Regions from separate parts of the Homo sapiens genome. Here all the other regions are linked to region 3. Evidence: chromatin loops called from intact Hi-C (ENCODE). Cell type or tissue: MCF 10A. All regions are shown on one strand. Region 1 has its middle 78 kb from the start of GAREM1. Region 2 overlaps GAREM1 (GRB2 associated regulator of MAPK1 subtype 1). Region 3 overlaps GAREM1 (GRB2 associated regulator of MAPK1 subtype 1).

What was found. Hi-C counts contacts between places; a loop is a spot of excess contacts. Peaks named below come from ENCODE experiments on the same cell type or tissue, not always from the same donor. Only the 100,000 strongest peaks of a DNase experiment are listed, where the experiment ranks them.
Region 1: a loop joins it to region 3, with 5 times the contacts of the local background. A loop is called at or near these places in 2 of 110 quality-filtered maps.
Region 2: it touches region 3 in a loop (9-fold over the local background); 8 of 110 quality-filtered maps call a loop at or near these places.

What each region holds. Positions count from the first base shown.
Region 1 is chr18:32,547,978-32,550,477 of GRCh38, forward strand. No RefSeq gene overlaps it. Among named protein-coding and RNA genes, the nearest start is that of GAREM1, 78 kb to the left of the region's middle. RefSeq lists an enhancer at 558-1,111. In MCF 10A, a CTCF peak has its summit at 1,466 (motif pointing left); a DNase peak (open chromatin) is centred at 1,444.
Region 2 is chr18:32,270,930-32,273,429 of GRCh38, forward strand. All of the region lies in intron 4 of GAREM1 (GRB2 associated regulator of MAPK1 subtype 1), which reads right to left. Among named protein-coding and RNA genes, the nearest start is that of MEP1B, 82 kb to the left of the region's middle. In MCF 10A, a CTCF peak has its summit at 969 (motif pointing right); a DNase peak (open chromatin) is centred at 972.
Region 3 is chr18:32,382,134-32,384,633 of GRCh38, forward strand. The region is part of intron 2 of GAREM1 (GRB2 associated regulator of MAPK1 subtype 1); the gene reads right to left. Among named protein-coding and RNA genes, the nearest start is that of GAREM1, 87 kb to the right of the region's middle. In MCF 10A, no CTCF peak of the experiment used is centred here; a DNase peak (open chromatin) is centred at 1,168.

The sequences.
Region 1 (2,500 bases), 170 kb after region 3:
CTCATAGACTATAACAGAATTCAACAAGTGATAGTTTCTTAAAAGTTAGTTACAATGTGGACTATTAAACCATATGCATGAACTTTTCACACTGTAATGTATCAAATTCCACTGGTCTTTTACTTGGAACAGACCTTTTACCCATGCGTGATTTTATTTTTATTTTTATTTTTTTTGCTTTTTATGGGCTTTTATTATAGCTTTTATGATCAGACATACAAATATAAAAACCCACTCCTCGTGGCCTTCCTCAGATCTATTTGTCAGGGTTTTCTTAAAAAAAAACTTTTTAAAAGAGCAGTTTTATGTTCATAGCAAAATTGAGTGGAAAGTACAGAGAAAGTACCTTTACTCCCCTGCCCCTGCACAGCCTCGCCCTCTATCAACATCCCCACCAGGGTGATGCATTTGTTACAACTGATGAACCTACATTCATTGATTGGCGCATTGTCACCCAGAGTCCATAGTTTACATTAGGGTCCACTTTTGCTATTGTACATTCTATGGATTTAGATAAATATTTAATGACATGTATCCACCATTACATCATCACATAGAGCAGTTTGAGGGCCCTAAAGACAATGACACCTTAATTTTTTTTTTTTTTAGTTACTTGTTTTTAGCACTCAAAATTGCTTAAAAGTTTAGGAAACATGCTTGACATCTATAAGCAGAGGGCTTAAACGGGCACAGGGTGCCAAGAACTGCAGGACACAAAGCAACCCAAACCTGACCCTGTATCAGCATTCAAAAGAAAGCAGAGTGGTCTTGTGGAGTGGCTTTGTTAGCAAGCATGGAGAATCAGGGTGCCCTTGCAGGAGCCAGGGGACCTCTGGGAACAGGGTTTTGATTAGAAGTCAATGGTCATGGGGCTTGGAGAGACCGGTGAGTAATTTTCTATTTCAGCGTGGATAAATACAGGAAGCACCAAGACAGCTGAGCTCTGAAACGGCAGACAAAGGGCAAGATTTTCTTAAGTACTGGCTGAAGTGACTCTCCTCTAAGCCTGCTAATTAGGGGATTTAATCTCCCAGCAGGTGAAAAGGACAAAGGGCTTTTTCCATAGTGTTTTGCCAAATTCTAAGGTTAAGCACAGTCCAAAAGCTATTAGCCTTCTGCCAATATGAGAATGAATCACAAGTAATGTGAGGGAATTAAAATCAAGGTTAGATTAAGTCAAAAAATAATTAAAAACCATTTAAGGGAATCAGGAAGTTATGTGATGTGTACCTAAGTATTTCTTTTTCATTAAATCTTATTTCAAATTGTATATATTATCATTAATATGCACATGTTGGGGTGGTTTATGTTTAATCTGTAGAGGTTGTTATTTTAGTAAGGTTGTATATAAAATACTATGGAAAGAAGCATATGAGAAATAGAATTTGATGCTTAGCACTGAGAAGGTAATTACCCTGCTGGGAAGGACGCCTGACCTAGGGTCCCCTAACAGGCACCACCACCACCTGGTGGCTCTTGATGACGTTGCAGGAGTAAAGCCTCAGAGGAAGCCTTTAGCTTCTGGGGAGCATTTCTTACAAATTCAAATTTTTTTTTTCAGTGAATATGATTCAGTTGCTATACTGCCAAAGAGGAGAAAGGGTCTAATACTTACTGAGCATCTACTTTAGGACGGCAGCCAGTCTAGGGACTTTGTGTATCTCATCCTCCTAGCAGCCCTATGCTGTACATAATATCACCATTTTGCAGCTGAGAAAACCAAGGCCTAGCAAGATCAAGTGACTTGCTCAAAATCAAAGAACTGGGCCTGCCAGAGCTGTGGGCTGAAATCAGATTTGCCTGACTCCAGAGCCCATAGTCTTTGCAAAGCTTACTGCCTGAATTTGGCATAAGAAAGGGTGGTGAGACGCCTTATGACTTTTTTAAGGGATTGATGCAGAATTTAGACCCACAGTTAATGTATTCATTTTTGGGCACATTTAAGAATAAGTATTTGATATACCAAATTGATACACTGTTCATCTTTTGGAATAGTGGATGAGATCTTTTGCCAAGGTGGTGTGGGTATCCAAGATAAGTGAGAAAACGTTAAATCTGTTAGAATGTCAAAGCCTACAAATTAAGAAGATTTATTTATTTACCAAGTATTTATCAAGGATCTGTTTTATTCTAGGTATGGAGAAATACAGATGAATTGAATATGATTCCTGCCCACAAAGACCTTATAAAGTTATAGACATGTGACATCATATATTATACCTCTATTCTAACACACAACTTCAAGTAATCTTTTAGAAACAACAACCAAACAATTAAATAATGAAAATGTGGTACCATTCTTACCTGGCTTTCCTCCTATCTTATATAGCCTTATCCTTATTTTTTTTTTCTTTTGCTTGTTCAACATTAAGGTTCTGATTTTAGCTTTCTTCTCTTTCTACCCATTCTCTCCTGATGACCTTACTCATTTCTATTGCTTCAACCATAATTCACTTTATTTTTATTTTTTTATTGAGATGGAGTCTTGCTCTGTCACTGA
Region 2 (2,500 bases), 110 kb before region 3:
CTCACTCTGTCGCGCAGGTTGGAATGCAATGGCACAATCTCAGCTCAGCTCACTGCAACCTCTGCTTCCTGGGCTCAGGTGATCCTCCCACCTCAGCTTCCCGAGAGGTGGGACCACAGGTGTGCGCCAGTACACCTGACTAATTTTTTGTATTTTTAGTAGAGATGAAGTTTCACCATGTTGCTCAGGCTGCCTCCCAAAGCATTGGGATTATAGGCATGAGCCACCGTTCCTGGCCAGGGCTACTTTTTAATTTTTTTAATTTATTTTTTTTATTTTTCAAGACTGAGTCTTGCTCTGTTGCCCATGTTGGAGTGCAGCGGCACCATCTTGGCTCACTGCAACCTCTGCTTCCCGAGTTCAAGCAATTCTCCTGCCTCAGCCTCCTGAGCAGCTGGGATTACAGGCGCCTGCCATCATGCCCGGCTAATTTTTGTATTTTTAGTAGAGTCGGGGTTTGACGATGTTGGCCAGGCTGGTCTTGAACTCCTTGCATCTACTTGCCTGGGCCTCCCACAGTGCTGGGATTACAGGTATGAGACATTGAGCCAGGCAAGGGCTTCTCAAATGTAAATATGAGTGTGTATCATCTAGGGATCTTGTTTAAAATGCAGGTTTTGATTCTGTTGACCCAGGGTGGGGCCTGGGAATCTGCATTTCTAACAAGTTCCTAGGTGATACTGATGCTACCTGACCATGGTCCACACACTGACAAGGCTGCAGAAGGAGTAATGAAGCGGCTCTCTACATCCAAAAAGTACTTTTTATAAGAGCTGCTTCCAGCTCTCTCACATTTCCTTCGTCTTCACACTGGAGAGGATCTAGCTGATCTGTGCTGTCCATGGCTTCTCTGAGACTGCCTGCCATTCCCCTAATTTGCCTTCCATTCCTTGCAGGCATTTCAGAATATAATTACTAATGAAGTGACATTTTTCATGTACTTCTACGTGTCAGGCAGCAGGGGGCAGTTTATACCTGGCTCTGCTAGTCTACCCTAAGCTATAGAGGTAAAAATATTAACAGAGCCAATTCTGACTCTGTCAAAAATGCTATGCTTTGAAATGCATACCTTGTCTACTTTTAGGCTATGTTCCCACCAAGTTTTTCACCTTCACTTTCAATTCCTTTCTGGCCAAGCAGCTCTGGGATAAGACAATGAAACAGCAAGCTCCTATTAGCTTTGGTATTGAGTTTGCTTAAGCGGAAATGAAATGGGTTCATGTTATCACACTGCATCTCCTACTATCTACACCACACCCGGGACCTCTACCTCGCATCCCTGGCCTGATTCACTTGCCAGAGAAAACCAGCCATTAAGAAGACTCATGGCTATGGGTAGCCCAGTAAACCCAACTCTAAATGAAATGGAAGCAATTTAAAAAGTCTTATCAACTGCATTTCTTCCCGGGGCTGGGGATCACTGCTCCTACCTGCAGGACCCACAGCCCTGGTTACTGGGGCCCAGTGGGTTGGTGAAAGGGAACGGTTTCATCTGGAGAAGCTCTTTAGACTAAAAGAAAATATTCGGAGCAGCAGATTTCTTCCACAATAGACGCAGGCTTTCCCCTTGTGAGCTTTTAAAAAGGTGGTGGATGACTGCAGAAAGGATGCCCGGGAGGAAATGAAGTTTGGATAATCACGTGAGAGGAATGCTTGGCTGGGCTGGCCCAGGAAAGACCCTTGCACCATTCTGGGGTCTTTTTTTTTTTTGGAGACGGAGTTTCACTCTTGTTGCCTAGGCTGGCGTGCAATGGCATGATCTTGGCTCATTGCAACCTCCGCCTCCCAGGTTCCAGCGATTCTGCTGCCTCAGCCTCCTGAGTAGCTGGGATCACAGGCATGCGCCACCACACCCAGCTAATTTTGTATTTTTAGTAGAAAGGGGGTTTCGCCATGCTGGCCAGGCTGGTCTCGAACTGCTGACCTCAGGTGATCCACCCTCCTTAGCCAGGCGGGTCTTCTTAAGAGGCTGAGAACCAACCAGGATGCCGGAGCTCAGGCTGGGCCACCCCGCTTTCTGGCTTTGGTTCATCTTCCTTCTGTCTTGTTAGTGAACTGCACGGTAGCCAGATGTGTTTCTTTCTTAGGGAATATCTATAGAATTTAGGGTGGATGGCTGTCACTTTATTACAGATGTGCTTGGTTCTATTTATGTTTATAGAAATAGGGCGCATGGAAAATGTGAGACGATAAGGACTCTGTCAGTTAACTTTTCAATTTTAAAATAAATACTTAGCTACTTCCCAATATTGGATTAGAGTGGAACATGAGGAAAACATGGTTAATGCTGGATTCAATTTAGCACTTTCAAAATTTTAGAATTAGCCACTAAATATGACGTTTCATTAGGAAACACTTACCTGGGATGTCAATTATAATATGCTCAGATGTCAATTACAATATGCATTTTAATTTACAATAGTTGGCTGACTTAGGTTTATAAACTCAGAAAAGAAGCCACTTGTAGTTGAATTTGACCTAAAGGAACTCCCGAACTCCC
Region 3 (2,500 bases):
TATTTATTGAGTCCTTAAACTATTCAAGGCTGTGTTAGATGCTGTATGAGATAGGACTGTCCTCAAGGAGCCTTTAGTGGTGGGAAGAGTGACAGCAAGACAAACAGTCATGGGTGCAAATTGTTACAGGGATTCTGAAGGGGAAGGATCTACCTGGTGAGAAAGATTAGGAAAAGCTTCTTGAAGAAGGTGGTAAAAATGAGGCCGGATTTCACTATTCTTCTTCTTGAGGAAGGTGGTGGTGGTTGGGGCAGGATTTCTCTATTGGGTGGTGGCTATGAGGTGTGAGCCCTCCAAGCAGTAGACACAGGCGGGAACAAGGCAGGGCAAAGCCTACCTGAGCAACAACCAACAACCTGGTGTGGCGAGTGCCTGCTGGGTTGTCTGCTGGAGGATGATGCTTGTAGTCAAAGGAACACCAGACCTCAAAAAGGCCCAGCGTTAGACCAGAGTTTATACTCACGTGGGAAACATCTCTGAAAACTCCTGGCTAGCTGGTAAAATAACAGAGCTGTACTTGAAAAAAATAATAATCTGACAGTAACATAGATGACTGATTGGAGGAGGAAAGGGAGGCACCTTGCTCTTTAGAGCAAGGGAGACACAGTCACTGTAGGCTGGAAAGGAGGAGCAGTTTTGATAGGAATTGTGTGGAAAGAGGATCAACAAGACTCGCTGCATAATTACTCTGTGGGTCAGGAGGAAAGGACCCTAGGTGGACAGAGAACTGGGACTCCCACACGAGGGGACCAGTTTTATTAAAGGAAAAGAGTTGGGACTATAAAATGTTATGAAGGTCTATAAGAAAAAATGTAATTGCCACTGAGAAACGTATGGAATGTAGAAGGCATGAATGGAAAAACGGAATCTTTCTCATGTCTATGTGTCTACTGCATTTGGTTTACCTACAATGATTTTTAACATCTAAAAAATAAAAGCTCTGTGTTTATTTTGCTTGTCTCACACTCACGCATTGGCTTGACTCACTATTAGGGACAAACCCTACGGTGTTCTGTAAACCAGTTCTAACATGTTGGAGGCCCTGTGTAATGTATACCTCACCAAAAATCAACACAGACACGTCTGAATCATCTACCCTCTTGCTCCAGATATCAGAAAAGTTCACATGGTACACATAGTTTTGTTGTTTTCCTGTTGCAGTACACTCAACAACTACAGAAATGGGTCAGGGTTAACAGAAAGCCAGCACAAGACTTCCCTGGATAGTGACTCACAAAGGCAAGTGATTCCAAGCCTAAGAAATGGAGCAGAGTGACTTCAATTCAGGAAGTTTTGCTAGCACTGCAATCAGTTTTGGAACCCATGAAGTCTGTTTTCCACAAATAGAAAAAGCTCAAAGAAATTCCTAAAAAAGAACCTTTTAAAAGGTCACACTACTTCTTAGAGGTACAAATCCAATATGGAAATCAAATTATGAAGTGAGACAAGCACTTTCCCACCCATGCTATAAACACTCCATTAACAGTGTGGTCACAGGCAGCTTGTTTAAACTTTCCACCTGATGTTAATCATATTATCTCATAGGTTAAATTATATTTGAACTGGCGTTAGCCCTTTCAAGTAACCAACTTTCCACTGAGTACCTAAATGTAAGTATAAAGAAATGGAAAACAGTAGCCTAGGAGTTTTGAACCCCATCCCTGTTTTGTGCTACAATTTTTGTGGGTTTTTTTTTAATACTATACTTTCTGTTTGTAGATTCAGTAAATAATTTGCAAGGATTCTGAGTAAACAGGCTGAAATGTGAAAATAGCAATCAAAGGACTCTAAAATTTTTAGAGCTTTACTAGCATTTATAGAGCAATCTAGAAAAGCCACATAGTATGACACCAAATAATTCTGCAATGTATTTGCTCATATTCTCCCTTTCCATATCTCTCATAAAGCTCTTATTTTAAGAAAATAATTTTTTTAAAAGTTCCTTTATTTCCAAGTTTTACATACACCTATCCAAACTTTACCCCCCTTTAATAATTAAATCACTACCATCAACTGGGTCAGTCGCTAGAAACCAGCCACAGCTGGGAGCAATCAGGTTTCCATAAGAAGCCATGAGCTGGAAGCTTCTACCACATGGTGAAAACAACATCATTTCTTCCTGAATTCACCCTTCACTGTGTTGTTGCCACAAACATTTAACACTGGAACAAAACGACCCAGTGAAAGATGAACTTTCACCCCTAGAAAAATTAATTAAGACTGTAAATAGGATTCAAGGATGGAGGCAGAGTGGTTTTGATAAAAATGCCATATAAGAGTTCAACTATACAATTTATTTTGCCACTGGTGGTTGTGCTGAGTCAATTTTTTCCTTTTTATTACAATAATTCCCAAACACATGGAAAATTCGGGTAATGAACACCCATATACCTTTTACCTAGATTTAACAACTTAGTTTGCCAGAGTCATCTATTTTTTATGTCCACTTTTGCTCGAGCATTTTATAATCACATTTCACCCTTAAATAATTCAGTATGTC